4 separate regions of the Homo sapiens genome follow, and regions 1, 2 and 4 are each linked to region 3. A link is a contact called in ENCODE Hi-C or POLR2A ChIA-PET data. All regions are on one chromosome and are shown on one strand. Each heading gives the region's core, a stretch centred on a gene start or an enhancer-like site at or near the end of the contact. The rest is flanking DNA. Distances are from core to core; before and after follow the strand shown.

The links. A loop is a pair of places that touch in the nucleus more often than their neighbours do. ChIA-PET counts read pairs that join two places held with the same protein, here RNA polymerase II (POLR2A). Pooled maps may share reads with other maps.
Region 1: a map of naive thymus-derived CD4-positive, alpha-beta T cell shows a loop between it and region 3 (31-fold over the local background). The contact joins the promoter of HLTF here to the promoter of SELENOT in region 3. A Hi-C loop is called at or near these places in 1 of 168 maps with a recorded cell type or tissue (naive thymus-derived CD4-positive, alpha-beta T cell) and 7 of 50 pooled maps. POLR2A ChIA-PET finds 5 or more read pairs at or near these places in 1 of 52 experiments (GM10248).
Region 2: a loop to region 3 is called in a map of naive thymus-derived CD4-positive, alpha-beta T cell, with 9 times the contacts of the local background. The contact joins the enhancer-like site here to the promoter of SELENOT in region 3. A Hi-C loop is called at or near these places in 1 of 168 maps with a recorded cell type or tissue (naive thymus-derived CD4-positive, alpha-beta T cell), 1 of 37 single-sample maps with no recorded cell type and 8 of 50 pooled maps. POLR2A ChIA-PET finds 5 or more read pairs at or near these places in 2 of 52 experiments (CD4-positive, alpha-beta memory T cell and activated B cell).
Region 4: a map with no recorded cell type shows a loop between it and region 3 (7-fold over the local background). The contact joins the promoter of SUCNR1 here to the promoter of SELENOT in region 3. A Hi-C loop is called at or near these places in 3 of 37 single-sample maps with no recorded cell type and 2 of 50 pooled maps.

The regions. Positions count from the first base shown.
Region 1 is chr3:149,083,386-149,088,905 of GRCh38, forward strand. It overlaps HLTF (helicase like transcription factor), which reads right to left and starts at 3,148. Exons shown (of 25, transcript NM_003071.4): 1 at 2,932-3,148; 2 at 1,297-1,504. The coding sequence starts at 2,951. It overlaps HLTF-AS1 (HLTF antisense RNA 1), which reads left to right and starts at 2,947. Exons shown (of 3, transcript NR_046648.1): 1 at 2,947-3,093. RefSeq lists enhancers at 2,475-2,992, 2,898-3,107, 2,993-3,510.
Region 2 is chr3:152,197,595-152,203,250 of GRCh38, forward strand. The region is part of intron 1 of LINC02917 (long intergenic non-protein coding RNA 2917); the gene reads right to left. The region is part of intron 1 of LOC101928166 (a long non-coding RNA gene); the gene reads right to left. Among named protein-coding and RNA genes, the nearest start is that of LINC02917, 5.0 kb to the right of the region's middle. RefSeq lists a silencer at 5,386-5,656. Within about 2 kb of position 1,298, at least 7 of the 41 ENCODE cell types and tissues checked have a DNase peak (open chromatin) inside an H3K27ac peak, as active enhancers do.
Region 3 is chr3:150,600,465-150,605,737 of GRCh38, forward strand. SELENOT (selenoprotein T) reads left to right here and starts at 2,857. Exons shown (of 6, transcript NM_016275.5): 1 at 2,857-3,035. The coding sequence starts at 2,899. LOC124900547 (a long non-coding RNA gene) reads right to left here and starts at 2,719. Exons shown (of 2, transcript XR_007096128.1): 1 at 2,480-2,719. RefSeq lists enhancers at 2,646-2,725, 2,846-2,995, 2,968-3,741, 3,016-3,315.
Region 4 is chr3:151,872,389-151,877,679 of GRCh38, forward strand. SUCNR1 (succinate receptor 1) reads left to right here and starts at 1,255. Exons shown (of 3, transcript NM_033050.6): 1 at 1,255-1,318. All of the region lies in intron 1 of AADACL2-AS1 (AADACL2 antisense RNA 1), which reads right to left.

The DNA.
Region 1 (5,520 bases), core at 1,898-4,397, 1.5 Mb before region 3:
TTATCAACACACACTAGAGTTTACCGAAGTCATAGAGATTATTCTCAGATCAAAAATACTGATTGTTCTAAGATCAATAACTACCATAATCTAGTATTTCATGGTGGTATAAAATAATTATCGAAAGCAATGTAAGTTTTGAAAAATTAGCACAAATCTGAAACAGAAAAGCTCAGAAATGCATATGAGAGCCAGAGAATATATAGATGTGAAATAAGAACTGATAGAGTTCAAGAATCTATTAGAAAAAATTAGAGGCCGGGTGCAGCATCCCAGCACTTGGAGAGGCCAAGGCGGACGGATCACTTGAGCCCAGGAGTTCCAGATCAGCCTGGACAACATGCCAAAACCTAAAAAAAAATACAAAAAAAAAAAATACAAAAATTAGCTGGGTATGGTGGTGAACGCCAGCAGTCCCAGCTACTCAGGAGGCTGAATTGGGAGAATTGCTTGAGTCTGGGAGGCAGAGATTGCAGTGAGGCCAGATCAGGCCACTGCACTCCAGCCTGGGCAACAAAACGAAACTTGGTCTCAAAAAAAAAGAAAAAAAAAAAAATCCAATTCACTTAAGTGAAAGAAAATCACACTGGCCTGAGAATTCTATGCAACATTAGGATATGGAGATTTTATTACAAAGATTTTATTACAAAGATATATTACAAAGATTTTAAATTCAGCCCAACTGTCATTAAGTCCTTCATAACTTTCATTTTATGAAACTGTCATTCATAAAATGCCACAAGTATGAAAATATAAAAACTTAGGAAATATTGTCTCTTCCTAAGGAATCTCCTAGACAACACATTTCAGACAATCAAAAAACAATTTGAAACGTTCCAATGTAAAGGAAATACAGGAGAAAAACAAATCCAGAACATGAAACTCCTAAGGAATCTCCTGTCGAACATGCTTCAGACACCCTATTGAGAAGCTTAAACATAAGAAACATACGGAGAAATGAAAGAATAAAATCCAGAAGATTCCACAAAACGATCTCCTTTTTGCAACAAATCGATGACATGAACAAGGCGCTGGGGTGTGGGGGTGGGGTGCTACCCATAATAACCAAACATAACGCACTGAGGCCAAGCATATTGGCTCATTCCTGTAATCCCAACACTCTGGGAGGCTGAGGTGGGAGGGTCACTTAAGGTATTTGTTATTTTTTGCGTACAAATATTTAACTAACTTAAAGTAAAATAAAGATTAACCGCACACATCACCTGCGAATTCTCTTATTTTCTAGGTTAACGCCAGAAATATAATCAAAATTTAATTATCTACTATTATACTCACTACTCCCGTGTAATAGCGTAGTCCAACCACATGACCTCTCAAACTTCCAAATAAAACGGAATCTACTTCTTCATCACTAGTTAGAAAGTCATCTGGAGGGATAACATCTTGGAATTCAAAACGTGGAAAGAAAGTTGGATATGAGAGGCGTGGAAAATTTCCATGAACTCCATACTGGACAGTCTGCAAGTACTTCCAAACTGGATCCCTATTTTTTTTTAAAGGCAAAGAAAAACAATATAATATTTAAGTATTTCCAAAGACCATATGAGTAGTTTTCTCATGCTTTACTTCAGCAAATGAAATCTTACATGGGAATCACGGTAAAGATTAATAGTTACTCTCGTTAAAGCAGGAATTGCAGTGAGTGGAGAAGGCTTCTAGGAACTCTACCTGTTTTCAATATTGGCTCTTCTACCTGCCCCCTAGGTATTCAAAATGAAAAGCCTAGTCAGAGTTCACTAACCTCTTTCCCAGTGAAAATCATCTAAATTGATATGTATATGATGTCTGTAACTACAATTATGGGCCGGATGCGGTGGCTCACGCCTGGAATCCCAGCACTTTGGGAGGCAGAGGCAGGTGGATCACCTGAGGTCAGGAATTTGAGACCAACCTGGCCAACATTGTGAAACCCTGTCTACTACAAATACAAAAATTAGCCAGGCGTGGTGGCGCCCATATGTAATCCCAGCTACTCGGGAGGCTGAGGCAGGAGAATCACTTGAACCCGGGAGGCGTAGGTTGCAGCGAGCCGAGATTGTGCCACTGCACTCCAGCCTGGACGACAGAGCGAGACTCCATGTCAAAAAAATAATTTAAAAAATGAAATCATATGCCAAAATTTCAATAGGGATTGAGCTATATAAAAGACTTATAAAAATACAACTATTAATGTACCAGAAGTTGTTTATAATTTTCCAGAAAATACATCCAGCATCCATCACTGTAACTCCCTGCGAGCAGAACACCTATTCTGGTATCCAAACCACGCCACCGTGGGAAATTGGCCCCAAGCCACCCGTACCCGCCTTCCGTCGCCGGTTTAAGCATAACCCCAAACCCATTAGGTGTAACTGTTTCGGGAATGACCATAAATACCAATTTGGACAATGAAAAGTGAAGGGGAGTCTACTGGAGCATTGCAAAAAGTTTCCATTCTCCTAAGAACAGTCGCTTATTTGCGATGCGTTTTCCTTGCAAGTGGCGCATATCTCTACTAGCGCCTCTGCAAATACTTATCTGCACGTCTGTGCATACAGATAAGCTGTGAGCCACTTGGGGACAAGGACTGTCTTACTCGGCCCTCCACCGAGCACAATGCCTGGCGCACAGTGGGTATCTAATGGATGTTTTGTTAAATAAAGCACTGGCCGAGATGCTTTAAGCCCCAGGCCCCCCACAGTCGGTGACAGAGATTTCCCAAGTCCCTAACACGGGACTCGCCCTAGGAGCCCCTACTCGCCAGCGAAGACAATGCATTTATTTCTCCGGCGGCCACATATGCGACCAACAGAACGAATACAGCTGCACAAATCGCCCAGGGAACGCAGAGGAACGCGGGGAAGGTCAGGTTCATTTGGGGACGCCTCCAGGCCGTTAGACCGAGCGCCCCACCCCCTCCGCCCCCTTCACCTCTTGAACATCCAGGACATGGCGCTGAGTGGGATGACAAGAGGAGCGCCTCGGCTCCCCTGGATCGTTTTCGAGCCGCCTCGATACGCCTCCTTCCAGGCCCCGCAGCCCTGAAGCCGGGGACAAATTCCGAGCGCCGGATCAGGAGCGCACGACTGAAAGGTAAGTCGCCGCGAGTCCAGTCAGACGTCGACGCCGTCTCCTTCTGCAACAATCTGGGAGACCAGCGTCGCTCTGTGACTGGCACTAGGAAAGCCCAATCACGAAGAGGAGAGTGCGGAGCCAAACCAGTCAGAGCACAGAAGGGAGGGCAACTCCGCCCCGCTGCCATTCAAAGACGGCGGGGGGTCCGGGCTGCAAGGGTGGTTCCATCCGGGTTCTTCCCCGCCCCCAAGGCGGGCGCGCGGGAAAGCCACGAGGCCCCAGGAGTGCGACTGCGGTGCCTGCGGTGCCGGTGTTTTGTTTGATTCCCTGCCTCAAACGGAGGGAAACGACCTTCCTTTATCCTACGAGTCCTAAGACTGAACCCCATTCTAAAGGCTCTACCGTATCCTTCCTCTTATTTTCTTCTCATCTAATGTGGCACATAATAGGGCCTTATACTAAAGGAGCTCCACGGTTTACGAGACCTAGAGCTACCGGCGAGATACTTTACTTCATTCCCTGTGGTGAACCGTGGGGACTTTCGCTCCAAATTTTCATGTTAAGCCTCAGCGTATGCATGAGACACAACGAGTTTGGAAAATCTTAAATGGAACTTAGAGTCCCCTCCCCACCTCTTTTTGTTATTTTTAAGGAAAATTTTCCTTTCTTGGTGCAGGAAACCCATCACATGTTTATTACAGCTATGGGGGCGTTTGCCTGAAATGGTGGACGGGACCATTTTCCCCGTGGGCACTTGGCTGCTCCAGCCAAGAGGGGGAGGCCCTTGTTTTCCTCAAGGAACTGCAGAGGGGCGCTCTGAGGCCCTCCATGGCTCTCTTTCCAGAGTCTGAGGTGACCGGAAGGAGAATGCGGCCCTGGGACCGTCAACCTTGGACCAGCTGCAGCCGACGCCTGGCAGGGCTGGTCGCTTTGCGTTGAGGAGGCTGCTGTCCCCGAAGCTGGCCTTTTAATCGCACAGGGCAGGAAGCTGGTGGTGGCGCCCAGCTGCACAGGCGGCACCATGTAACTGCCAGATAATACTTGCGCGTCACAGAGAGGTCCATGTTACACGCCTGTCAGCACAATAATATTAGGTGGTCAGCTTTTCTTTTTTCTTTTTTTTGTTTTTTTTTCTTTTTTATTGAGATGGAGTCTTGCTCTGTCCCCCAGGCTGGAGTGCAATGGGGGTGATCTTGGCTCACTGCAACCTCCGCCTCCCGGATTCAAGCGATTCTCCTGCCTCAGCCTCCGGAGTAGCCGGGATTGCAGGAGCCCGCCACCACGCCCAGCTAATTTTTGTATTTTTAGTAGAGACGGGGTTTCACCATATTGGCCAGGCTGGTCTTGAACTCCTGACCTCAGGTGATCCGCCCGCCTCGGCCTCCCAGAGTGCTGGGATTACAGGCATGAGCCACCGTGCCAGGCCGGTAGTCAGCTTTTCAAGACACATTTGTTCATTATCGTAAATAAACTGTAGTGATCTCTAATCATGAACCATGGATGAGCAATAGAATTTGAAACAATGTATTATTTCATTTGACCAAAGTTGATGAGGAAGATAAAGACAATGGCATTTCAAATTATTTTAATTGTTGTATGTTCTTCTTGAAGTGTGTTGAGGCAAATGGCAATACAGTTCAGCTTTTAGTATGCCAGATTTTAAATAAATTCTTGGAAAATATGCCAGAAATTGCTCAAATTGATGTTTTGTAAGAGTAAGAAAGTCATGCTCACTAGACAAAGAAAAAATTCCAAATATGAGAACATAGCTCTTTCAGACTTAAGACTGGCCAGGCGCAATGGCTCACACCTATAATCCCAGCACTTTGGGAGGCCGAGTTGGGTGGATCACCTGAGGTCAGGAGTTCGAGACCAGCCTGGCCAACATGGTGAAAGCCTGACTCTACTAAGAAAATACAAAAATTAAGCAGACGTGGTGGCACGCACCTGTAGTCCTAGCTACTTGGGAGGCTGAGGCAGGAGAATCGCTTGAACCAGGGAGACATGGGTTGCAGTGAGCCGAGATCAAGCCACTGCACTCCAGCCTGAGCAACAGAGCGAGACTCCATCTCAAAAAAATAAAAAGACTTAAGATCTATGAATAATGACTGTCCCATGGTTAAAGAATGTGCTTTGAATGAACTAAAATTTGCTATTTAAAGGAATGGTATGGAAAGGAAAGGAATCCAAAATTTCTCCATCCAGCCACTTCCCAGTCACAAACACACTTCTCATCTGCACCCCCAGCCACACACACACACATGCCCGCGCGCGCGCACACACACACACACACACACACACACACAGAACCTTTATGCAAATTAATCATGTCATGTCACTCCCCTGTTTGATTCAGTGAGCCTGAAATCCAAGAATGGCATATGTGGCTCTTCCTCCCACAGTATGTTTTCTCTATGTTATCAATATTTCACATCCCAGAACCAG
Region 2 (5,656 bases), core at 48-2,547, 1.6 Mb after region 3:
CTGGGTTTGTGACTCAGATGTCATTCCTAATAGGGTTATTTTGTGTTGCTGCTCAGTTTTAAACTCTTACTACTTAATCTCTGAAGATGAATAATAGTCTACTTCAGATCCTTCATCCATTTTGAGACTTTCTTTCAAACAAACTACACAAATGATAAATCAAACTAATGTATATTAGCAATCATTTATGATTTCAACATGCATCCTATAACTGTACTGAGTGGTGATGATGAAAATAATAAGAAAATATACCTGTCACAAGACAAAATTACCACAAATTTAATTAAGATCTTAATTAGCTTTTACTTGTGATTCTAGCATCAGGCAACACGTTGTTTTATAAAATAGAATGGATGTTTTGATGAGCCAAGCAGAGAAATTTGGCTTTATAGACAGAAAAGGGCTGAAGAAAGAAGAAACAGAACAACAACAAAAAAAATGGATTGGTTGCTTCAAAGTTAAAGGTTAAAGTGAAGGGGACTTCCTTGTCATGCCCACTGAAACTGGCCTGTTTGGGGATTTGAATATTATCTCTCTCTCTCCTGATTGCTTGGAAGGTTAGATAAACAACTTGGTTTCAGCTTGGTAGTATGGAGCTTTAACGTGAATAATTCCATTTTGGTTTGGTCTCTTGGGCCTAGTACAGGAGCTCAGTTCAAACCAACGGCCTCCCGTAAATTGTATTTGACAAGCCCCAAAAATAACTTTTAGTGCTCTATCCTCTACTTTGATAATTATTCAGAAGAATATTCAATGCATGAACCTAACTATGTAAAGCAGCAGGCATACAAAAATATTTTTTTCTCATGCCAAGCATATTATAGACACTATTCCTGAGATTTGAAAAAAGAAACATGTGTGCCACAGGTAATGTAAACAATATTCCTAGATATTTTTTGTTATCTCATGGTGGAAAAAAAATTGGCTTTGCTGCAAGCTGATTAGGAGATGAAGAATAAATATTATTTTGCAAAGAAATTCTGTTTATCTATCATAGTAATTGCATCACATTCACTTCTTTTTGTATTAAACTTTTGTTCCTTATATTAAAAAATCTCTTGGCAAAATGTTCCTAACTTTTCCCTTGCTTCCACATAAATAATTGAGACACAGAAGGTATATGGTCTGACTGACTTTAGGAAAAATATCTACCCTTAATAAATGAGAAAATTCATTGAAACGGCTCCTCACATTGAGTAGGATGAGTAAGCAGTCAACAAACACATTTTAGCTAGTGCTAGCATCAGTGAGGGCACCATCAAGCTTTGGACAAGGTAACACAATTTAGATTCTGACTGCCTGGCCCACAGTTTCCCATGTCTTGAAGAAGCAAATAGGACTTTCAATCAGTAATGTTAACAGCTTCTTTGACTTAGAAAAAAAAAAACTGTGGAAGAGAATATCAAGTGAAACAAAGCAACATTTATAAATGTGAATCTAAAGAAAGTTTTGCTCTCTTTTATTTCCTATTGTTTTACAAGCATATTTGCTTTATTTCACATTGACTAGTCATGTTAAAAATTGAAGAAGCTCATCACTTTGTGTTTATGTTGATGTTAGAAAAAGACAAGACAAAAACTCTGTTCCATAAGCCAAAAAGTTGCTGATATCAAATATGCCTGTGTAATATAGGCATCCCCCTTAATATCACCTTAAACATTTATGTACCGTTTAAATCTCTGTTACCTTGAGAACTTGGTTTTGGGGGTTTTCTGTTTTGGTTGGTTGGTTTTGATTGTTTTGGTTGAGTTTTTGTTTTTATTTTTTAATCTGTAAAATGAGTCACAGCTTCCTGACAGAAGAGAAGGAAAGACTAATGTGTTAATATTTTAAAAGAACACTCAGGTAAGTACTCTGCTTACCTCCCTGTAAGTCTTATGGGTATTGTAAACAGCAAATGGATTAAGAAGACTAGAAAGGCATAAACACATGCTTTGCATGTGATTTTATAAGATTATTGCAAAAATGAACTCTCCGTACACAGGCTAATCGGAGACATTACAGGGTTGCTGAAAATGCTCTGAAGAAAGCAATCATGTCACATGGTGCAGTAAACAAATGCTGGAGTTGTGGAGTTTTGGGGGTTGGGTTATTGTCAAGAAAGCAGAGTGCTGGCTGGCATTGATGTAACTGTAATTATTTATAATAGAGCTTCTCAAAAATTAGCTAGTATTCCTGGATGATAAAACATAAGACTGTTGGGCCCTATGTACAAAGTTTCTGATTCACTAGGTATGGGTTAGGTCCTAGAATTTCTAATACGTCTCTAAGTGATGCTGGTGTTTATCTAAGTGATGCTAGTGTTCCTGATGAGACCATTGAAAGAGGAGTTTAAACTAAATTAAGAGCAGGTAAGGAATGTAAATATGAGAAGCTGTCACAGTAGAATGTAGTGAAACTTTGACAAGAGAGAAGTATGCCCCTGCCTAAAGTATTCAAGTTGAAAATAAAATAGTAATACCAACAACAATTATAATAAACGCAGTTTTAAGCAAAATTAAAGGATATGAGCCTGATTCATCCTGTCTGCTTCTTGAATTTCAAGATTTCTTAGGGTCCTTCTCTAAATTTTTATATACTCCAAGTACAAACTTGATTATGACTTTATTGAATTTGGTCTCTATATTTTCATAGCGGAAAACTGAGGCTCATGGAGAAAATTAGAAAATTTAGTGAGAAAGCCACAGTGAAAAATCTCAAAAAGAGGGACTTTTCAAAAATAATTACAGACACCTAGGAATTTAAGAGGTAGGCTGCCACTTGCTGCAGGAAGCTCAGGAGAAACTGATAAAAGTCCTGGACAACAAGTATTAATAGCTTGTTGTAAAAGTATCCAAGGGCTGGCACTTAAGGAAAAGAAAGCCAATATTTATTGGAGGTCTATGATATGCTGTAATTTCTTCTAGGCATCTTTTAAATGTTTTTCTCATTTATCTTCACAATTATTCTATAAGATGGTATTGTTAGTACATTTTACAGATAGGAATCTAAAACTCAGAAACATTAAGAAGCTTGCCTGATGTCACATATCTAGTAAATGTGAGATCTGGGAGCTGAACAGAGGCCTGTCTTTCTCCAGTGACCATTTGGTTTTTGTTATATCACTGGCTTCTGCTCAGCCGCAAAATTGAGAACATGAGAGAACTGTTTCTACATGAAACCCCTCCCTAAGTCTACTTTTCTATCTGAAAAAAGAAATTAGCAAATTCTTTTCAGATAGTCAAATAACAGAACCATTATCATCCTGGAAGACAGACAGTACTTTTAATTATTTTATCAAAATACTCCGGAGAAAGGAAAGTAAAATGCAAAGAGCATAAGTTTTAGCAGCCAACTAAGCTAAATTTAAATCATGGTTTCATTACTTCTTGTCAGTCTGCTTTTCTCAGTAACATACCAGGGTGAGGTAAATTATATCTAAGTAATATGAGAATAAACAGACCTATATGACCCAACTTAAATTTAACTGATATAAATAAAATGTTCAAGCATAATCGCTGCCATATTACAGATGTTATAGAAATATTATTTCCTTCTACCTTTGTCTAAGTTAATATGATAAGCCAAAACACTCAGAAAATGCTCTTACTACTTGTTAGCAACTCACTTTTGTTTTTCTCAGCAGTCCCTTATCTGAACTCTTTTACTTTTGTTTCCTGTTCCATTGGTCTCTTCTGCTTTGCAATGCTTCTAATGCTTCTAATCTTTTACTGAGCAAAAATGCCTTTGTCTCATACTCTCTTATAAAATACATATTAGCCCAGATCCTAACATTCTCTAAAGAAAAGATGCTACTGAATGCAATGTTTAAGTAGCCTGAAATTGCACCTGCATTATCATATTTCATACTTTCATATTTTTGTTTATATTTCTTTGAAATTAGTTTTAGTCTTTCCTGTGTATAAGAATAAATATGCTCATTGTAGGAAATACTAAAAATGCAGAATTTTTGTAAAGTCCTCCAAAATTCTGCAACTCAGAAAAACCTCCACATTGTTAGTATTCTCAAAAAAAATTTTTTTTTTGCAGGCTTCCTTTCACTGGCTTCCTTTCACTGTGTGTGTGTGTGTGTGTGTGTGTGTGTGTGTGTGATCATAATTGGCTTCTAAATGGGTTATTTCACTTGAAATAATACCATATTCTTTTTCTTTTGTCATTAGAAAATAATTTAATAACATAGTTTTTAATGGCTGCATAATAGTTCATCATATAGCTATCCCTGCTTTATTTGTTTATAATCTCTCCTGGGAAAAGCACTGCAATACAAATATCTATTTAAATTGCCATTGCTTGAAAAATAGAACTAATGAGAAAAGACACAATTACAATGCATATTCAGTCTCATAATTACAGAGTTTGTACAGCTGTGGCTTTGGCAACAGAAGAATTAATTAAAATATCAAAAATTCACTATCATTCACTAAGTGACTCATGAATAGTTTTACAAGTTTATATTGTATATTGTTCTTATGAAAATGTTCATTGATATACCATTTTGTTATTGTTAGGAAGGAAATAATTTTCTATAAATATTTGTTGAGTAAACAGAAATAAAAAAGACTTTTGTATCTTTATATTCCTATGGTACTAAAAATATTTTCCAAGAAGGGAAATACCATTTCCTAACATTACACAAAATACATATGATAGATGGACAGAGGTTTATATAGTCATTGAAAGAATATTTCAGATTTTAAATTTTAATTACTTTGTTCATATTCAAATTCCTCTATCAATTCTTTATTCACAGCTGCTATGTGAATCCAAGCAAATTTTTCATCTAGAGACCCTCTCTTGCAAAATCTTTAAAGACAGTTGAACTAAACAATTCTTATGTCCATGTCAGCCCTAAAATCCTACATTTCTGTGTTCTAACAGGTTAATTAATATGGTTTCTAAATCAAAGCATAATAAAATTATATTAGGTACCTTGTTTTTGAGGATGAAAGAGAATATGCTCAAAAAGCTTTATTAATATTTTTCAGGTATACTGCTATATGTCAGCTAAAACTTTGGAAATTAAATAATTACATAAAGTATTATGACTATAACTGCTGATTATATAGAACACATGTAGGCACAAAACATGCATCTAAAAAAGATCTTGCTTACTTAAAAAAAAATCCTGTTTTTAGAGCACTATTTGTTTTGATAAGATAAACCATTTGTGTAAGGCACAATGAATGGCAAAATTCTTTTATCTTATCAAATAGAGGGTTACATAGGAAAGGATGCATTCTCCAGAATTTTGATAGTGTAAAATATTTAATACTGTAAGAGTTCTTAGTGGATCAGTAAAGACATACCATGAAAAGTTATTTTTGAGGAGTACTTAAGCAGTTACAGTGTTATCATATGAAGGCAAATTATAATATTCCTTCTTACTAGCCAGGCCTCCATGTACTTTTTGATCTTTTCCCTAAATGCATTTCATATTCCTTGGTTATATCTGAAGAAAGCCAATACCTTTAGTCCAAACATAGGAGAAAAGTAATCGGGGCTTTCACTGCAATCCAGTAGATGAATACATTATTTATTGATAACCTTTGTTATGTGTACACAGCTGGGGATGGAGGTGTGGTCAAAGTGTGGTAGAGATCACCAGAGGACACTTCAGACACCACTAGGACTGGTATGGCTTTCTCCTCTTCACTCC
Region 3 (5,273 bases), core at 1,607-4,106:
ATCTCCCAACACTGTTACATTGGGCATTAAGTTTCCAACATATGCTTTTTGGGGGACATATTCAAACCATAGCATCCCTCTTGCTGCAATTAATGATAAACAAAATTTTTCAATTACTGGTGTGTTCCTGGTCTTAAAAGTCTTTGACTTGTCCTAAAAGACACATCAACCAATGACAATGTATAAATTTCATTTTGATTCTGATTTTAACAAATGAACAGTAGGAAAATAAGTAGTTATTGAGACCACAGGATATTTGAACACTGACTAATATTACGCAATTACTATTTTTTAAAGGTGAGACAATGATACTGTGTGTCAGGCCTCTGAGCAAGGCCGTACTTCCAAAGGAAGTGGAGTCTCACTGCAACAGCCATCACAAGGCATCAGATCTCACTGCTCAAGGCAACGCTTATGCTGATAAGGTAGCTAAAAAGCAGCTAGCATTCTAACTTCTATCCTTCATGGCAGTTTTTCTCCTTCTCATCTGGTCACTCCCACCTACTCCCCCACTGAAACTTCCGCCTATCAATCTCTTCCCACACAAGGCAAATGGTTCTTGGACCAAGGAAAATATCTCCTTCCAGCCTCACAGGCCCATTCTATTCTGTCGTCATTTCATAACCACTTCCATGTAGGTTACAAGCTGCTAACCCGTCTCTTAGAACCTCTCATTTCCTTTCCATCGTGGAAATCTATCCTCAAGGAAATCACTTCTCAATGTTCCATCTGCTATTCTACTACCCTGCAGGGATTGTTCAGGCCCCCTCCCTTCCCTACACATCAAGCTCGGGGATTTGCCCCGCCGAGGACTGGCAAATTGACTTTACTCACATGCTTCAAGTCAGGAAACTAAAATACCTCTTGGTTTGGGTAGACATTTCACTGGGTGGGTAGAGGCCTTTCCCACAGGGTCTAAGAAGGCCACCGCGGTCATTTCTTCCCTTCTGTCAGACATAATTCCTCAGTTTGGCCTTCCCACCTCCTCTCTTTCCTTGAAAATCACTGAAGCCTCGACTTACTCACTGCTGAAAAAGGAGGACTTTGTATATTTTTAAATGAAGAGTGTTGTTTTTACCTAAATCAATCTGGCCTGGTATATGACAACATAAAAAAACTTAAGGATAGAGATAGAGCCCAAAAACTCTCCAACCAAGCAGACAACAACGTTGAACCCCCTTGGACACTCTCTAATTGGATGTCCTGGGTACTCCCAATTCTTAGTCCTTTAATACCTATTTTTCTCCTTCTTTTATTCGGACCTTGTGTCTTTCATTTAGTTTCTCAATTCATACAAAACTGCATCCAGGCCATCTCCAATAATTCTATACGACAAATGCTCCTTCTAACAACCCCACAATATCACCCCTTACCCCCAAATCTTTCTTCAGTTGAATCTCTCCCACTGTGGGTTCCCACGCCGCCCCTAATCTCGCTCGAAGCAGCCCTGAGAAACATCGCCTATTATCTCTCCATACCACCCCCAAAAATTTTCGCTGCCCCAACACTTTACCACTATTTTGTTTTATTTTTCTTATTAATATAAGAAGACAGGAATGTCAGGCCTCTGAGCCTAAGCTAAGCCATCATATCCCCAGTGACCTGCACATATACATCCAGATGGCCTGAAGCAACTGAAGATCCACAGAAGTGAAAATAGCCTTAACTGATAACATTCCACCATTGTGATTTGTTTCTGCCCCACCCTAACTGATCAATGTACTTTGTTGATCAGTAATCTCCCCCACCCTTAAGAAGGTTCTTTGTAATTCTCCCCACCCTTGAGAATGTACTTTGTGAGATCCAACCCCTGCCCCCAAAATATTGCTCTTAACTCCACCGCCTATCCCAAAACCTATAAGAACCAATGATAATCCCACCACCCTTTGCTGACTCCCTTTTCGGACTCGGCCCGCTTGCACCCAGGTGAAATAAACAGCTGTGTTGCTCACACAAAGCCTGTTTGGTAGTCTCTTCACACGGACATGTGAAACACTGTGGTCAATTTTTTTTCTTTTTAATAATAATTCTTTTTTAGAAATATGTGCTTAAATAATTGTAAGCCAGGCATAGTTGCCTGTGCCTGTATTCCTAACCACTTGGGAAGCTGAGGCAGGACTGCTTGAGCCCAGGGGTGTGAGGCTGCAGTAAGCTATGATCACGCCACTGAACTCCAGCCTGGGTGACAGTGAGACCGTGTTTAAAAATATATATATACAGATGAAATGATATGATGTCTGAGATTTGCTTCCAAATATGCCTAGGAAGGGAAGAAGTGTTTAGAGATATAGACAAATCAAGATTGTCAAAATGTATAGTAACTGTTAAAGCTTGCTAAGGTAGTTATTCTATTTTTGGATATGTTTGGAATTGTCCAAAGGTTTCCTAAAACTTATGTTTAATATTCTTTCAGGAGAAAGCAATATTGTAAGATCAAAGAAAAGGCCATAACAGCGCACCCAAAAAATTTCAGCATTACCATTCTGAGGGTCAGGAGTCTCCTCCCTTCCATCCGCCAACACTTGAATCAGGACTATAAAGTAGGTGTTTCCAAGTCTCAGGCAGGTAAATGGATAAATTGCAAAACTGGATGCAGAACTCACATCTGCCTCATACATAGGCCCTGTGACACCCCACCAGCTCCTTTGCTCCCTTTCTGCCTTTCTCATGCCGTCCCAGAGTCTTGCACACTACCAAGATGGTGGTGAGTCAGGACAGTGAAACAGGTCGGCTCTTCACTCCAGGAGTGTGCGCGGGCGCCGGGCCGCGCAGGCGCATTACTGCTCCCCTCCCCCGACCTTGGCTGATCGCGCCTGCGCAGTGGGGAGCAGCTCGCTCCTGGGCTTTGGGCTGGCTGCAGTCTGTCTGAGGGCGGCCGAAGTGGCTGGCTCATTTAAGATGAGGCTTCTGCTGCTTCTCCTAGTGGCGGCGTCTGCGATGGTCCGGAGCGAGGCCTCGGCCAATCTGGGCGGCGTGCCCAGCAAGAGATTAAAGATGCAGTACGCCACGGGGCCGCTGCTCAAGTTCCAGATTTGGTGAGTATGTGCACTGGGCCCCGGCCACCCCGCCGCGCCTCTGCTCGGCGCCATTGGCTACGCGAGGCCCCGGCTTCGCGGCCTAAATGGCCGCATCTTCGCTGGCCTCGTAGAACTGTGCCGGCGCCCTTCCACAGCCAGCCTTCTCGCGGCCCCTTAGCGCGGTCAGGCCGCCCTCCTTTTCCAGGTATAACTGCTCACTTGTTTTTTGCCTCCTAGAACAGTGGGAATGGGGAAGGAGGGCGCGAGAAGGTTAAACGCTGAAAGGCGAAGACTGGGGGACACCTGTTAGTACGGAGGACTGGTTGGCGGCGTCACGCCATAGCCACCCCGGCTGCCTGCGGAGATGGGGATGAGTAGGCGCCGCGTCGGCGGAGGAGCGCCAACCGTTTGTCAGTTCACTTTTTCTGCCCTCTTTTCCGGGGTAATGCCGGGCGGCTTCGCTGCCTGGCTAGATGAAGGTTAATTCGGGTCATTGGAGAGGATCCGGGAGTGACAGACGCCGTTTTTCTCCTGAACTTGCTGGGGGGACTGTTGAGTTTGCGAATGGGGCGTCTGACAGCTGGAGGGGGTGGAAGGAAGGTCTGGGGATGCTGGTTCTGTTTGCCATTTCCAAAGTGTCAGAAAAGGAGCACGTTGTTCTTCTAAACATTGACAGTTCGCTCGCATTCCCTCCTCACCTGCCTCCCAGGAGTTGCCTGCTCTGGCATCTCTTTCTACCTTTCAGTTGTCTTGTGTATCCAGCAGATCTCGGCAGTTTTCGACAGTGTTCTTTAAATGATTTTGTTTTTAACCTAATCGTTAGAAGCAGGGCAATGATGCATTTTATACGGTAAGTGGGGTTGCGGGTGGGGATTGAAAGGCTCTGAAGATGGGGGAAAAAACACCAAAATTGTAAAATTATAGAAATGAGAATCTTACACCTCCAAAGATGACATTTTCTCAGGATAAACCGACCATCCCAGAATAGCCAGATTAGTAAATCATCAGAGTCCGGATACATTGGAATGTTGGTGTTGGACATCATTCATTTAAAACCTTCTTTTAAGAACTTCATGTATTAGTATATTAAAGTTTTGATTTTCTACTTCTCCAACTAGCTTTTTACTTACTCACTGAAGACCAAGCAAACCTTTAAAATAATTTTTAAAAATCGGCTTAAGGTGATGTTTGAGTTAGAAAATAAGATGGTGAGACTTTATTTTTTTGAGTGAAAACTAAAACATTGCAATTTCTCCTGATTAAAAACAAACAAGGCCGGGCTCGCTGGCTCACGCCTGTAATCCCAGCACTTTGGAGGCCGAGGCTAGCGGATCACCTGAGGTCGGGAGTTCGAGACCAGCCTGACCAACATGGAGAAACCCCCATCTCTACTAAAAATACAAAAATTAGCCTGGCGTGGTGGCGCATGCCTGTAATCCCAACTACTTGGGAGGCTGAGGCAGGAGAATCGCTTGAACCCGGGAAGCGGAGGTTGCGGTGAGCCGAGAACGCGCCATTGCACTCCAGCCTGGGCAACAAGAGCGAAACTCCGTCTCAAAAAAAAAAAAAAAAACCTCCCTGTACAATGTACTATGTTTCTGGAATATATCATCTTTCATGTAATACTGCAAATGGGAGAATGGTTTATCCATTAACTTTTTTCCTTAATTTTTAAATTAGAAGGTGGTAATCATCTTACTAACCTAAAGATTGTTAAGGGTTGTGATACTTACGGATTTAAGTGTTAAAAAATTGCAGTTTTCAAATTATTTAATTTTTCTGTATCCTACTTTTATCTCTTGGTTGTATTTTTGCTTTTCCAAAATACCCCTTTTACGTTTGCTTTTTTTGGAACACTTGTCACAATAATTTACCAGGTGTATCTTCCACCAAGGCTATTCATAGCAAGGTTTTCAAAATGTGTAAACAAACGTAGGGAAGGGCATTCAGTCCTTCAAATTAAACTTAAAAAAAAAGTAGTAAGTACTTCAGTTAAACTTTTGATACTTTGTTTTTCTTTGTTTTTAAGTACAGACCTGTCCCAAAAGTCTAATAATTTTCTTTTACAGTCACTCTGAGCATGTTATATAACAAAAATGCTTCCATTTAAAAAATTATTTTTATTTTTATTTTTCTGACACTATCCACCGGAGATCATTTTTTGTTTAATCTGTAGATGGGAAATAACGTTATTAATAAGACCCACCAAATACAGATCAACTTAGCTTGTTGTTTGTTGCTTTTCCCCCCAGAGAT
Region 4 (5,291 bases), core at 5-2,504, 1.3 Mb after region 3:
CTTAAATAATAACAACCTCAGAGGATTACTATATGCATTTGATGCATAAAGGTACTTAGTGTAATACCTGCCTGCCACATCACAAGAACTCAACAAATTATAGATATTTTTATTTCATGTAAATGCACATGTTTGTATACATAAATATTCATACATGTATAAATATATTTTACACATGTATATAAAGTGTGTAATATAGACACATATGTATGTATATATGTATGTGTATATATACATACATATATTTTGAGTTCCTGAGTTTTTAAGCTGTCAGATATTGGTGAGGAGAAATGCTTAGTTAGGAGGATGCCTGTAACAGAGCTTCTTTTTGGGCTTCTGCCTGTCATTGCTAACTCAATATTCAACTTACATAGCATTTAAATTGAATTACTGCTGCCTGCACAATTATGGGCTTTCTTAGTATAATCCCTATGCTTCACATCAAGAAGACTGAGTGTTTACTTGAATCTAAACCTAATATAATGCTTGGAAAAAGCCAGGTGTGCTTCCTGTCTGAAATGGTGGTAATGTACTTCCAGATGTTTTTCAGAGCATTGATTGGGATATATAAATTGCCATCTATTAAGGTTATTTTACTTAGCATCTCTCTCCCTAATCCCTAGCTATCTGATGTATCTTTTATGTGTTTCTTGATTTTAAGCACAGAAAATAAAATGGAAAATAACTTGAAGCTCTAGTATCTTTTTGCTAGTACACCAACATAGCATATATCCAGGTTTCCCTTTAAAATTTCAGTTTTATAGTTCCCTCAAAGTTATTGAAAACAGAGGTTTCGTTATTATATTCTCAATACAGAATTCACTAAGAAAATTAATTTTAAAAAAGAAGAAAAGCAGAGGCAACTGTATTCCCAATATAAGCAGTATTTACCACTTCTTATTGTGTAAATATGCAAATAAAATGAAAATAAGGAATGCTTCTCTGTTGCTTTGGTAGTGGATAAAATAAGTTCAACAGTGTTTTTCTAAAAATCTATTTGGTAAATGTGTTTCCTGTGAAATGAGTTACTTGTTTTTTGTCATTCAATTGCAAAACTGCATGTGAAAATAAAATAAATGTGAATGTGAAAATAAAAGCCTCACAAAAATTCCTCTGCATGAACATCTCTGACTGGGAGGTTTGACTGAATAAATTATTCCTGGGCTTTTGAATTATTAATCTTGGCTGCAGGATATGCAAATAGGATATGCAAATAGGACACTGTAATAACCATGTCCAGTGGCACAACACTGGGTCAGAAGCTATATCCAGCTGCTGGCAGAGTTCCTGTCAAGGGATCAAGTCTTCCAACAGAATGGTAAGCTACATGGCAAATTGTGCCTCTCAGTGTATAAAGTAAGGCCAGATTTCCTTCTAAAGGTGACCTGTGAGCAATTAAGGTTTTCAGTATTAAGTGTTTAAATTAATTCTTTATAAATAGATGTAAAACAGCAAAATAATTGAAAAAAAAAAGTCATTTTTATCTCTACGTTTATTTTTCAACAAATTAACTGTCTTCTTTTAGTTGTCAAATACTAATTTTATTTTATGTAAAAGGATTTATTATATTTGCTAACATCTCAACAACTTATATTTCAACAAAATAGTAATTGGATTTACCTAAATAAATATAACTACTTATGGGGAAAAATTAAAGTTCCTAAATGATTTGAAACAATCATGTATTTGATACATACACACACACACACACACACACACACACACACATATACATACATATATATATATATATATATATTTTTTTTTTTTTTTTTTTTTTTTAAGACAGAGTTTCACTCTTGTCACCCAGGCTAGAGTGTCTGAGTGCCAGAGTGACACATTTACAGCATGTGTTGGCTCACTGCAACCTCCGCCTCTGGGGTTCAAGCAATTCTCCTGCCTCAGCCTGCAGAGTAGCTAGGATTACAAGCGCCCACCACCACGCCCGGCTATTTTTTTTGGATTTTTTAGTAGAGATGGAGTTTCACCATGTTGGTCAGGTTGGTCTCAAACTCCTGACCTCAGGTGATCCACTCATCTCGGCCTCTCCAAGTGTTGGGATTCCAGGCATGAGCCACTGTGCTGGGGCATAATATTTTTATGTTTAGAAAATAATGTATTTGGGGGAATTTTCAGGCATCCTAAAAATTAAATTTAACATTTATGTGTGTAAAAATGATATTACCCAATAATTAATTTACTTAGGAAAAATGAAAAATTGCAGAAACCATTTCTATTCTACCTTCCATAACTTTTCAAAATGTGTGTGGTATTCTTAAAGAAGTTAATACACAATTTGTGCCATACTATTACTTTTTAATACCTTAATTTCTGGTGTAATGTATGGAATACATAAAAATAAAGTTACAAATGTTAAATTATTATATCTTTTCAGTGTGAATATATATTTTTGCTCAAATTATTTAGTAATCAAAAAAGTAATTTGTTAAAAAAAATTCTCATGTTACCATGTAAATTTGCCTTAAGGTAGCACTTAAAAGTAAACATTTTACAAATGTTATTTGTTTAATTGTGATGACTATAAAAACAAACAATTAAAAAGCTAAGAAACTATCACATATATATTTTAAAGTAAATTTCAAAAATGCAGATTTTCAAAAGGCTGAATATATTTAAAGTAAAAAACATTTTCAAGTTAAGTATTATTGGTCTGCTTATGTGAGTAAATTAGATATTGCTTCTAGTTCAATAATTCTAACAGTTTTAGATATATTTTTGGACTGGAAACTAAAGATTTCACTTTAATTTCTGCTCTTAAAAAATACCTATTCAAAATAATTCATCCAAATCAGTTACAATTTATTTATCACTATTTCCATTTCCTAAAAATTAAGAATATAGCCACTAGATAGCAGAAGAGAGAATATGAATTTTTCATGAGGGAATTTTCTCTTTAATTGGGAGTTTTGCTTAAAGGAGCAACTTACTTCATATGTTTATAGAATTGCGATGCCACACTAAAAACATACCCAACTATAAACATATCCAATTTGAAATATAGTATCTTCAAAATTTTGTATCCTAGTGAAGTTAAATTGGTCTGCAAATATTGCACAGCTCATATTTATAAAATCATAATCTATTAGAATTATGAACTTAGAAAAAATGAAACAAATGTATCAAAAAATTATAAAACATCATAAAAAAATCTCATTTTTATGAATAAAAATTCAGGTAAATATTAAAATGTAAAAGGGTACCCAAATATTAGGAGTGGTCTGTTTACAGACCATTTTTATTTCTTATTTTTGCCTATTTGATTTTATGAGTGTTACACCTTAACAATAATTTTACACATACATTTTTAAAAAGTTGTTTCAAAAAAATGAAGAAACAACTGTATGAGAAGAAAGACAAATATGATAATTTAGTCATTCATTTCTCTTATTTCAGCTCTACTCCTTCCCTACTACTCCTTCAATCCCCGACCTTCTGGGCTACTATAAAGCAGAATGCTCCTTGACTTTCATGTGACCCGTCACCTGCCTGAGTGATAGTTGCAGGAAATCAGGCTCTAGTTGCACAAGTCTTTGTGGCTATATTTTCCTTCCATTGCAGTCAAATCTTTCTGCTGTGCACAATACATAAGCTATTAACATTACCAGTGGTGACTAGGCAGAAAGATAAACGTTATGACCAGAAAAAAAGGAAATGCAAAAGTGAAACAAATTTCTTGTGTCAAGGAAACTTTCTATACCTTAATTTTCATTTGAATTTGTGCACCAGCTTTTTGAGTACCCACAAAATAACAAGAGCTCAGAAATAAGGCCTGAGAAGGTCCAACATTTAAAACTTGGGCAAAGAAGGATTAAGCCACAAAAGAGCATGAAAATGGAGAAAGGAGGAAAACAAGGAGATTGTTGTGTCATAGAAGATAGGAAGAGAGTGCTTCCAGAAAGTGTGGACTTAAAAGCTACTGAGAATAAATAATAATAGTAAAAACTGACCATTGAGCTAAAAAAAATAAAGTTTGTTAATATGTTAAAGCCTATTGACATTTTTGCTATATTTCTAGAAATTTAAAGTTTTTAATATTATCAAATAGATGCCAATTTTGAGAGAAAAAATGATAGGAAATTTAGATAAAAGGAGAAAGGAAATAATAAAAACTACCTGAAATCTCATCATTAGAGATAAAGCTATTAACATTTTGATGCACGTCTTTCTAGACTTCTTATGCTTATTAATTTCAGGTGTCATTTCTTAATTAAATGCTTCAGTTTTAAAATTTATCCTGGTAGATATTTAATTTTGCCTTATACAAATGTGTTTCTAAACTACAGCTACTACTACTACAATTACTAATTTTTAATACTTATCATATTATATTATATATAGTGTTGACTTTCACAGTGAAATAAGCAATGAGCTTAATCTGATGGTCTTGCTGCTTATCTGGCCTTGGAGAAAATATTTATAAAAATGCTTTGTAAATAGTCAGGTGTTCATATTCATCTCTTCACTCAACAAAGATTTATAGATCACCTACTATCTGCTGGTCACTGTGCCAGATGTGGACAATAAAAAATGAGTAAGACAAAGTTATACAAAATTCTAAGAAGTTTAGTATACAATGAAAGCATAAATGGGAGGACCTACTTTAGACTGAGGGTCAGACAGCCTACCTTGGGAAACCTACACTTGAACAGAGGCCTGAGAGAAGTATAGATATATGACAAATATGTGATGGGCCAGGAATCACAGGACAAAAACAGCAGTGAAAAGAGATTCAGATAGAGGGACTGCATGTTAAGAAGGCTCTCTGTGCATTCAAAGAGCAGGAAGAAAGGAAGATGAATTAGGAGGAGAGTAATGCCAAGCAAAATTGAAGTGGGTGCAGGGGCCAGATCATGCAGACCTTGATGTCCCCATTAAGGATTTTAGACTATATTCCTTGGATAGTGGAAAGTTAATTAAGGGTTTTGATCAAGGAAAGCTATATGATCTGATTTTGAGTTGTAGTTTTTCAAGACTGTTTAGCTATAATGGTAAAGATGAACTGATGAGGGCCAGAGAGGATGTGAGGAGACAATAGCAGAATATGACATAGAGCAAAATAGAGATAAGAGTAGCCTGGACGAGAATGATAATGAAAGCTATAGAGCAGTAATGATAGATTTGAGAAATACCCAGACATTACAGTAAACAGACTTGGTAGTTTATTCATTACTGGTGTTGAGTTTTAGATGACTTTGAGGATATTGCTTAGATTTTCGTGGTGAGCACCTGGATACATGGCAGAACCATTTACTGAAATTGGTGGATATGCT